Regions from separate parts of the Homo sapiens genome. Here region 1 is linked to region 2. Evidence: read pairs that join two places in POLR2A ChIA-PET (ENCODE). Cell type or tissue: PC-3. All regions are shown on one strand. Region 1 overlaps CAPZB (capping actin protein of muscle Z-line subunit beta). Region 2 overlaps MICOS10-NBL1 (MICOS10-NBL1 readthrough).

Region 1 (5,000 bases), 300 kb before region 2:
CCCCTCTCCGGCACTACCCACTATGATTAAGCTCTCAAACCGAGTACACCATGGTGTGTCCACGGGTGAGTCTACAGGAGGGCAGATGAGGGCAGGGCTGTCTGGCTAACCAAGTGTCACTCAGGGAACACCTGTCGGATGGAGGTGTCAGGTGTCAGATGCTGAGCCCATCGCTGGTCAAACTGCGCAGGGTGGGGAAGGGTCTGGCTCTGGCCAGGTGCAGCACAGGCATCCTTTCCTACGAGAGGAAAAGGACCACTGGATGAACAGACACACCTGTGAGGCCCAGAGCTCACTGCTGGCAGAGGTGATGTCCAGGAAACCGGCCAACACTGGCACTCAGAGATCCCACTCCAGAAGATCATTTCCTTTATTCCGGTCTGCTCCAAAGTCCCCATTCTTGGGGCGAGGCGAGGTAAGCAGATGAGTGTTTTGGTCCAGGGCCCAAAACCCCATCTGCCTCCATAGAGCCCTCCTGGTCTGGACCGGGCCCACACAGAGTTGGAGAGATCAGGCCATTCTGCAATGTTCCTGGAACACCTGGAGAGGGATGGACTGCCCCTGCTGGACCTGAGGGTTAGCAGGGCTCAGATGACTGGCAGCATGGGCTCCGTGAGCCTTTCTGGCTTGTTCTCCTGGATTCTTGCAAGTTAACTTACGAGGCACATCAATACTACCAACGGAAGAGCAACTCATAACAGACCTGCTAATACCCTTCCTGTTGGCAACAGATGGCTTGGTTCTAGCACACCGTTTTCCCTTTCAGTCGGCTTACAGGGAGAGCAGCCCCACATCAAAAGAGGGGGAAGAAAAACAAACAAAAAAACCCTACTTTGCTGGCAAAAAGGATGGGCCAATAATCCGTTCTTTCCTTCAGCCCTTCTGGAAAGAAGGCTTGCAGCCCAGGGGCATTTCATCCTTCCACTCCTTCACAGATCCATGCAGAGCTGCGGTGCTGTGCCTGCCCAAGGCTTGCTCTCCTCTGTGTGCTGGGACACTGGGGAGATGCAGGTCAGGATGCCCTGGAGGGGAACCAGGAGAAATCCCGATGGCCTGACAGCCCTTGTCGACACCCTCCGGTGACCAGTTCAAAAGCACCAGGTGGCCCACGGCTGCTTCCCCTCAGTCCCATCCCTGAGCGTTTCATTTCTTCCAGAAAAATAAAACAACCGCATTAAAGTTTTATAGGGTGGAACTGGCCGTTTCCACTCCAATGTCCCACCCTGTGGCCTGGCTCCCACTACGGGCAGCTTCTCCTTGGCGGGCCACGGTGACCAGGTCTAAAGTTTCAAATGCTGGAGCCAGGGGAGGTAAAAATGCAAGCTCAATTGTCACTCCTTGTGGGGTTACTATTCTTTTACCCACAATTTTAAAACTTACTGCAGGAACATTATTGTTTTTTAAAAAAGGAAATCTGAAAATTAGCCCACAATGCCATAAATCAACTTATCCCATAAATCTGATTTTTCCAAATTCCCTTCCAGTCCAGATGCATGACTTTTATATAACTGTAAGCACAGCAAGAGTACCATGCTGAATTTGGCTTTTTACACTTGGCACAGAATCATTAGCATTTTTCCATGGAGCCGCATGATCTCCATAATCATTTTTAACAGCAAGGATAGTATTCAGTCGGGTAGTATCCTAATTTACCATCAATCTGACTTTTAATAAAGAAACAACGGCGACAGAGTTAGAGGCGGCGTGGTCAATCTCTCACTTCGAATCTGTTCCCTCTCTGAATCGGGGTGTTCCAACTGAGGTGAGTCAGACGTGCTGAGACCTGGCCTCTGCAGGTACAGCTCAAACACTACAATAATTCAAGAATGGACTTGCATTCCATTCACCAAAAGGGATCTCCAGGGACTGGAGCAGCCACAAGTCTCAACCTGACATTCCGAGACAAAGGGAGCAGAGGACTGCATGGTTAGAAAGGCCTGTTTCAGAATTGCCCAGAAGCACCAGCCTCTCCTGCGAGTGCCATCAGGGCGCTCCGGCACCTTCAGGAGGGAGGTGACTGCAGGGCGCACAGACAGCGCCCCCGCTACATGGTTTATGGCTTTGCTCTGCGCGTGAAGCATTAATTAAAGGGGGACCACAACACGTTTTTGAAAATTTATTTCTTACCTACTGTACTTTGATCATAATGATATGAAACAAGGAAAAAATAATTTTTATGTGGTTTGCATTTATGAGTTTTTACATAAAGGCTTTTGTGGGTATTTTAAGAATGTGCTAAAACGTTGTCTGAAACCACATAAAGCCATCTGAGGAGTCGCCCGCCAGAATTAACAGCACATACATGGAAGCAGTTTAACTGGTCTTTGTATATTTAATGAGTCAAATAGTATTAATATTGTTTAAATGCTAACATGCTATTTCAATAAGGTGGCTCTACCATCGCCAGCGACTCACTCTCAGGCCTTGTACTTCCATGTGAGTGAATGATCAAATGTGGCCAAGCGCTGAGAGCAGGCTGCAGAGGAATTAATCCGCCCTGCCCTGGCCCCTGCCCATGCCTGATAATTTCAAAATCTCCCAACTCTGCAGGGAGGGAGGAATGGGCCCAGGACTCACTACCACAGCTCAGCTGATTTGGGCTCAAGAGGAAAATCCCAGAGAGTCCCTGCAGTGAGGTCTCTGGTCAAGGAGGTAGAAGGGGGAAATTTTTATTATATTTTTTTGAGACAGAGTCTCTCTGTCGCCCAGGCTGGAGTGCTTTATTTTATTTTTTTGAGACAGAGTCTCGCTCTGTCGCCCAGGCTGGAGTGCAGTGGCATGACCTCAGCTCACTGCGACCTCCACTTCCCGGGTTCAAGTGATTCTCCTGCTTCAGCTTCCCAAGTAGCTGGGATTCCAGGGGTCTGCCAACATGCCTGGATAATTATTGTATTTTTAGTAGAGACTGGGTCTCACCATGTTGCCCAGGCTGGTCTCTAACTCCTGGCCTCGGTCTCCACTCAGTGTTGGGATTACAGGCGTGAGCCACCACGTCTGGTCAAGAACCTCTTTTAAACATGCAGGCCTAGGACCAGGCGCAGTGGCTCACACCTGTAATCCTAGCACTTTGGGAGGCTGAGGTGGGAGGACTGCTTGAGCCCAGGAGTTCGAGGCCAGCCTCTATAAAAAAAAGAAAAAAGAAAGAAAAAAAAAACCGTGGAGGCCCAAAGAGAAATGCATGAGCTTTTCCTAGGCTTCTTTCCTAAATGGAAAGCCAGACAGCACGGGCAGCACAGGGCTGAAATCAATCCCCACAGTCAAGAGGCTGAATGACATGCTCAAATCAGAGCTCCCCAGTGGCCAGGACAACACAGGGACTAGCTTGCAAAGACTGCAGAGAAGTCAACTTGGACAAGTGTTGAACCATGAAGTGGGGGGGCCTCAGAAGCTCCAGGAAGATGAGGAGGGGGTGAAATGACAGACCAACTTGGGAATGACTGGGAGCAAAGTGCTGGAGTCACCTGTTTGCTTGCGTCCACTGAAGAGCTAACTCTTTCAACTGAGTGCCATCAGTTTTACCAACGGTCCCGGCGCCTTTTAAGACTTTCCTAACACAGATTAACATCTTGTTTTGTTTTTTGAGACAGGGTCTTGCTTTGATGCCCAGGCTGGAGTGTGGTGGTGCGATCACCGCTCACTGCAGCCTCGACTTCCTGGGTTCAAGTGATCCTCCTTCCCCAGCCTCCCAAGCAGCTGGGACCACAGGCATGCACCACCATGCATGGCTAATTAAAAAAAAAATTTTTTTTTTTTTTTTTTTAGAGACAGGGTCTTGCTATGTTGCCCAGGCTGGTCTCAAGCCGTTTATCAGCACAGCCAATTACAATTAAACATCTGGTTGGGTTTTTGTCTATCGTCACCTTGGTCCCTAAACGTGGATCAGCTAAAAGCCTAATGTGTCAGTAATTCTCTTCTTCTCAGAGTTTTAGGTCGTTTCTCCCTGAAAATCACTCTTCCAGTTGAATAATGTCATAGTCACGGATATAGATTCTATGTCCGTAACTTTTCAACCACAGGACTTCTGGGGGGAAGGAGAAAAAAGGGAAAACATAATACTTCACACTCAAAATGACCTAATTCACAAAAGTAAAAAGAAAAGAAAATGTTTCAGCTCCAAAAGCTTTATGGAGTGTCTGAAGCTGAGGTGTGCGTGGGGTGGAAACGTGCTCGGGGAATCTGAGCTGTAACTATGAATGACCCAATTCCCAGGCCTGGCCAACACGGGGCTGCAAATCTAACAGGGAAAACGGGAGGGGAAGAAGGGGCTTTGAAGCTGCTCTTTACTCCTTCCTTTCACATCACCTCCTGGGAGAAGAGCTGGATTCGTGGCTCGAATACAAAGGCTCCCAACAGATAATGAGTACATGCCACATGCCACAAGAACCAAGGCCAGGACAGACCTGCTGGGAGCAGGGCTTTCCAGCATGAGCCAAGAAACAGACTCTGTGGTTCTAGGGTTCACTGAGACATGTCCTTCTGGCTATTAGTGGGCTGGGCCACACTCACAGGACTTGGACCTCTGGCCTGAGATACCTGTGACGCTGAGGCACAGGCAGCAGCCAAGTTAGGGGCATTATTAAGGTGAGCTCCATAGGTGCTGGAACAGGGCTTTCTCTTGCAGTCAACTTCACTGAATAAAGCCAAGGGAAAGGCAATATTTGGCACCAACACAGTGCAAAAGACTTTTTTCTTATTTGTAAAATCAAAGAGCTGGATCAGAGGCCAGCGTAGAGGGTCCTCCCAGTTCTGACATTCCAGGATTTGGTGGTTGCATCAGGGCCTGTATGAGGCAGACTGAGCACCACAGGGCAGGTTCCTAACATCTTAGTCTCTGTCAAACTGCTGCTTACACACCTCCAGTGACAGTGAACTCATTACATTCCTGAGGCAAACATTTCTGTTCTGAACAACTGAGACAGTTCTCTCTGGACTTGAGTGAAGACTTCTCACTACTGCCTTCCAGAATCACAAAAAAACAAGGACTTCATGCCCTTTCCTTG
Region 2 (5,000 bases):
GAAGAGTCTTCCAAGGCCAGAAGGAGGGGGACAACCCCCCAAGACCATCCCTGAAGACGAGCATCCCCCTCCTCTCCCTGTTAGAAATGTTAGTGCCCCGCACTGTGCCCCAAGTTCTAGGCCCCCCAGAAAGCTGCCAGAGCCGGCCGCCTTCTCCCCTCTCCCAGGGATGCTCTTTGTAAATATCGGATGGGTGTGGGAGTGAGGGGTTACCTCCCTCGCCCCAAGGTTCCAGAGGCCCTAGGCGGGATGGGCTCGCTGAACCTCGAGGAACTCCAGGACGAGGAGGACATGGGACTTGCGTGGACAGTCAGGGTTCACTTGGGCTCTCTCTAGCTCCCCAATTCTGCCTGCCTCCTCCCTCCCAGCTGCACTTTAACCCTAGAAGGTGGGGACCTGGGGGGAGGGACAGGGCAGGCGGGCCCATGAAGAAAGCCCCTCGTTGCCCAGCACTGTCTGCGTCTGCTCTTCTGTGCCCAGGGTGGCTGCCAGCCCACTGCCTCCTGCCTGGGGTGGCCTGGCCCTCCTGGCTGTTGCGACGCGGGCTTCTGGAGCTTGTCACCATTGGACAGTCTCCCTGATGGACCCTCAGTCTTCTCATGAATAAATTCCTTCAACGCCTGTGTTCTCCTCCTCACTGACTGGCTCTGCCGACCCAGGTTCTCCAGAAGTGCCGGCAGCGAGGCCCAGAGGCAGCAGGGCCTGGGCTCGGGCAGTGGGGTGCTGAGCAGGCCTGCCTGGCCCCCACGCGGCACCACTGTCTCTGCATCCTTGTGGCCCTCTCCCTGTCTTGCCCTGTGCACCCCTGGCTCCTGATCCTCTGTCTCCCCAGCTTTCATGTCTTTCCTTGGGTGCCAGTTTCTGGCCTCGCATACACCTTGGGTGGGCCTCCAGAACTGGGCTTCATGGATTTTGGCCCCTGGTCTTGTGGGCTTGCCTCATGCCATCTCTTCACCCACACAATGGCCCAGGATCAGCCCTTGCCTGGGCCTGGCCTGCCTGGCCCCCTGGGAGAAGGGGAAACAGACAAAAGTATTGGTTACAGATTAATATATAAGGCTGGGCCCTGTGCAGGGTCCTCGCCCAGTCCGCACCACCTCCCAGTGATGCGGATATTGTCCTCAATTTGTAGATGAGGCATCTGAAGAGCAGGTGCTAGTAAGTTTCCCAGGGTTATGCAGTGAAGAAATGTCAGCAGGACTGGAACCCAGGCATCGGCTCAGGGCCCACACCAAGTTTGGGCATGCCAGCACTCATTTGATCATTGAACAAGTCCATAGTAGGACATTTCACCTTTGTTCTACCGAGTGGGAAACTGGGGGTCTGGAAGCACAGGTGACTCGTATAAACTCGCAGTTCCCTTGACTCCTGACCTCACACCTGGACACTTAATGGCGGCACAGTCTTGGGCAGGACCTGCCTTCATCCTGTGTCTGGAACGAAGCTGGGTGTACATTCATAGATAAATAAGGGCTGGGCACAGTGGCTCACGCCTGTTATCCTAGCACTTTGGGAGGCCGAGGCAGGAGGATTGCCTGAGCAACAAAAAGTGAGACCCTGTCTCTATAAAAAATCAAAAAATTAGCCAGGTGTGGTGGTACGCGTCTGTATTCCCAGCTACATGGGAGGTTGAGGTGGGAGGACTGCTTGATCTCTGGAGGTCGAGGCTGCAGTGAGTCATGTTCGTGTCACTACACTCCAGCCTGGGCGATAGAGTGAGAACCTGTCTCAAAAAAAAAAAAAAAAAAAAAAAAAAAAAGAAAGAAAAGGGGGGAGGAAAGGAAGGGGAAGGGGAAGAAGAGAAAGGAAGGAAGAAAAAAGAAGCTTGTAAGGGTCTGCTGGAAATAAAGCAATAAAGCAAGAAGGTGAGTTGGCCTGGCTGGCGCAGCCTGGAATGCTAGCCAGAGTTCAGACTTCATTCTCATTGCGCTGAGGCGCCCTAGAGGCGTCTGCAAAGCTGAGTTTCAGGAGACTAAGCTAGGTTGGAGGAGGGAGATGCTGGGGCTATCAGCGGGGACTGCAAGGCTGCAGGCGGGAGAGGATGGGGCCAGTTGTGTCAGGCCGTGGGGTTGGAGAGGCAGGGCCGTGAGAAGCGCTGCTGATTGGATGTGGGATCCCAGAGAGGGAGTAGCCTGGCTTGAGAGACGTCAATTGAGAAGCATCCCTTGGTGTGCCACCTTCCGGGGATGGAGGGAGTTGCATCCTGCATCCTCCCCGCAGTGAGGAGGGACTTAAAAGTTTTTGTTTTTGTTTTTGTTTTTGTTTTTGTTTTTGTTTTGAGACGGAGTCTGGCTATGTCGCCAGGCTGGAGTGCAGTGGCGCGATCTCGGATCACTGCAACCTCCGCCTTGCGGGTTCAAGTGATTCTCCTGCCTCAGCCTCCTGAGTAGCTGGGACTACAGGCGTACGCCACCACGCCCAGCTAATTTTTGTATTTTTAGTAAAGACGGGGTTTCACCATGTTGGCCAGGATGGTCTCCATTTCTTGACCTCGTGATCTGCCTGCCTCGGCCTCCCAAAATGCTGGGGTTACAGGAGTGAGCCACCGCGCCTGGCCTGGGACTTAAAGTCTTTACAAGGGATTAACACTGATAGCAGCGCAGATAGCAACACAGGTCCCTCTCTTTCCACTTTGTTTGCCTGTATGGAGCCAGCTCTCAACTGGTTTTCTTCCTCTGCTCCAAGCCTCTGAGGAGATTGAGTCTGCTTGGGTTCAAATCTTAGCTGGACCACTGCCTAACTATAGTCTTGAGCAAGTCACATAAGATCTCCAAGACTCACTTTTCCTATGTGCAAAATGGGGAATAATGGTCACACCTACCTCACTCCTAGAGTGGCAGTGAGCGTTATGTGAGTCAGCGCGTGTGTAGAGCTCGGGACATGCCTGGCTTTAGTAAGACCTCAGTGGATGTCAGCTGTTATTATGATTGAGAATGAATGATTGGCCCACGCTGCAGGGTGTTGCACTGATAGTTTTGTTCATTTATTCATTCACTGAACAGATATTTATTGAGAGCCTAATATGTGCCAGAGATCCAGCGTGAACCAGACAGACAAATCCCTGCCTGCCTTCAGGGAGTTTGCCCAGTTGTTCAGTTGCCTTCTGGCACAGAGCAGCTTTGGGCAGGCTGGCAACCTCCCTGGGGCCTTGATTTCTCCACCTCTGTCATGAGGAGCTTGCCCCGGTCCCCTGTGAACTGACGGGCATGGAGGTCTGGGGCAGATGACTCCCTAAAACTCAGCTGTTCCATAGTGGCACCTGCTATCTCCTCTGGGGAGGAAGCTCTCATAGCTAGAAGTAAACAAGCAAAAGCCGAGTATTCTTGAAAGTCCCTCTTTACCCTGAAATTTTTTTTTGTTTGTTTTTTGTTTTGTTTTGTTTTTGAGACGGAGTCTTGCGCTGTCGGCCAGGCTGGAGTGCAGTGGTGCAATCTCGGCTCACTGCAAGCTCCGCCTCCCGGGTTCACGCCATTCTCCTGCCTCAGCCTCCTGAGTAGCTGGGACTACAGGCGCCCGCCACCATACCCGGCTAATTTTTTTGCATTTTTAGTAGAGATGGGGTTTCACTGTGTTAGCCAGGATGGTCTTGATCTCCTGACCTCATGATCCGCCCACCTCAGCCTCCCAAAGTCCTGGGATTACAGGCGTGAGCCACCGCGCCTGGCCAACCCTGAAATGTTAAGAGGTCTAGGACTTCGTTATTTCATGACCCAAATGACAGTTATAGGAGAGCACACATGAAGCGTCTATAAAGGTCCCAGCCAGGTGCGGGCCTCATGCCTGTAACTCTAGTGCTTTGAGAGGCTGAGGCAGGAGGATCACTTGAGGCCAGGAGTTTGAGACCAGCCTGGGCAATACAGCAAGACCTTGTCTCTACAAAAAACTTAAAAAATTTAGCTGGGTGTGGTAGCGCACACCTCTAGTCCTACCTACTTGGGAGGCTGAGGTGGGAAGGTAGCTTGAACACAGGAGTGCGAGGTTACACTGAGCTATGATAGCATCACTGCCTCCAGCCTGGGCCACAGAACGAGACTCTTGTCTCTAAAAAAGAAAAAAAAAGTCTCAAGTTCAAGATAATAACAGTATGGCCACAAGGTGGCACCATAACCCTGGCCCAATCTTAAAATAAAATTTTAAATTTTAGCACAGAGCGCATTATAACAAACATCAGCGGATCCATCACCCAGAATGAACAAATGTTAAAGTTATTGCCAGGTTTTCTTTAGTTAGTTTGTTTGTTTGAGACACTGTCACCGAGGCTGAAGTTCAGTGGCTATTCACACGTGTGATCATAGCTCACTGCAGCCTTGAACACTTGGCCTCAAGCAATCCTCTCACCTCAGTCTCACAAGTAGCTGAAACTAGAGTCGTGCACCACCACGCTCAGCTAATCTTTAGGTCTTTTTTTTAAAATAAAAGATATCAAGTATTGTGGGAAAAGTGAAAGCAGAAAGACTAATATTCTATGCACTACCTACAGATTTTTACAAAGCAACATTTATCAGGCAAAATTTTTTACTCATCTCATTCACAGCTCCACTGCCTTGGTTTCATAGCAGCAGAGAATTTAAGAGGCTTTGCACAACTTCACAGAGCAAGTGGCAGACTCTGGATGATGAACCCAGGATGCTGGGCTCCAAAATCCTTCCACACAGCACCTCTCAGGGTTGCAGCTGTTCACGTCAGAAATCCCTGGGCTCAAGGAGTTAGCACAGAGCTGAATGCATTACGATTGTGCTGATGGGAACACTAAAGCCAAGAGCTAGGTTTTTTTTTTGTTTTTTTGTTTTTTTGTTTTTTTTTTTTTTAGATGGAGTTTCGCTGTTTTTGCCCAGGCTAGAGTGCAGTGGTGTGATCTCAGCTCACTGCAACCTCTGCCTTGTGGGTTCAAGTGATTCTCCTGCCTCAGCCTCCTGAGTAGCTGGGATTATGGGCGTGCATCACTACACCTGGCTAATTTTGTATTTTTAGTAGAGACGGGGTTTCATCATATTGACCAG

The links. ChIA-PET counts read pairs that join two places held together with the same protein. Peaks named below come from ENCODE experiments on the same cell type or tissue, not always from the same donor. Only the 100,000 strongest peaks of a DNase experiment are listed, where the experiment ranks them.
Region 1: POLR2A ChIA-PET joins it to region 2 with 25 read pairs; 1 of 35 experiments calls an interaction of 5 or more read pairs at or near these places.

The regions. Positions count from the first base shown.
Region 1 is chr1:19,359,520-19,364,519 of GRCh38, forward strand. The region is part of intron 4 of CAPZB (capping actin protein of muscle Z-line subunit beta); the gene reads right to left. Among named protein-coding and RNA genes, the nearest start is that of SLC66A1, 50 kb to the left of the region's middle. In PC-3, no CTCF peak of the experiment used is centred here; a DNase peak (open chromatin) is centred at 2,362; H3K27ac peaks cover 576 bases.
Region 2 is chr1:19,657,832-19,662,831 of GRCh38, forward strand. MICOS10-NBL1 (MICOS10-NBL1 readthrough) reads left to right here. Exons shown (of 4, transcript NM_001204089.2): 4 at 1-621. NBL1 (NBL1, DAN family BMP antagonist) reads left to right here. Exons shown (of 4, transcript NM_005380.8): 4 at 1-621. Among named protein-coding and RNA genes, the nearest start is that of HTR6, 4.5 kb to the right of the region's middle. In PC-3, CTCF peaks have their summits at 2,181 (motif pointing left) and 4,112 (motif pointing right); a DNase peak (open chromatin) is centred at 2,120; H3K4me3 peaks cover 547 bases.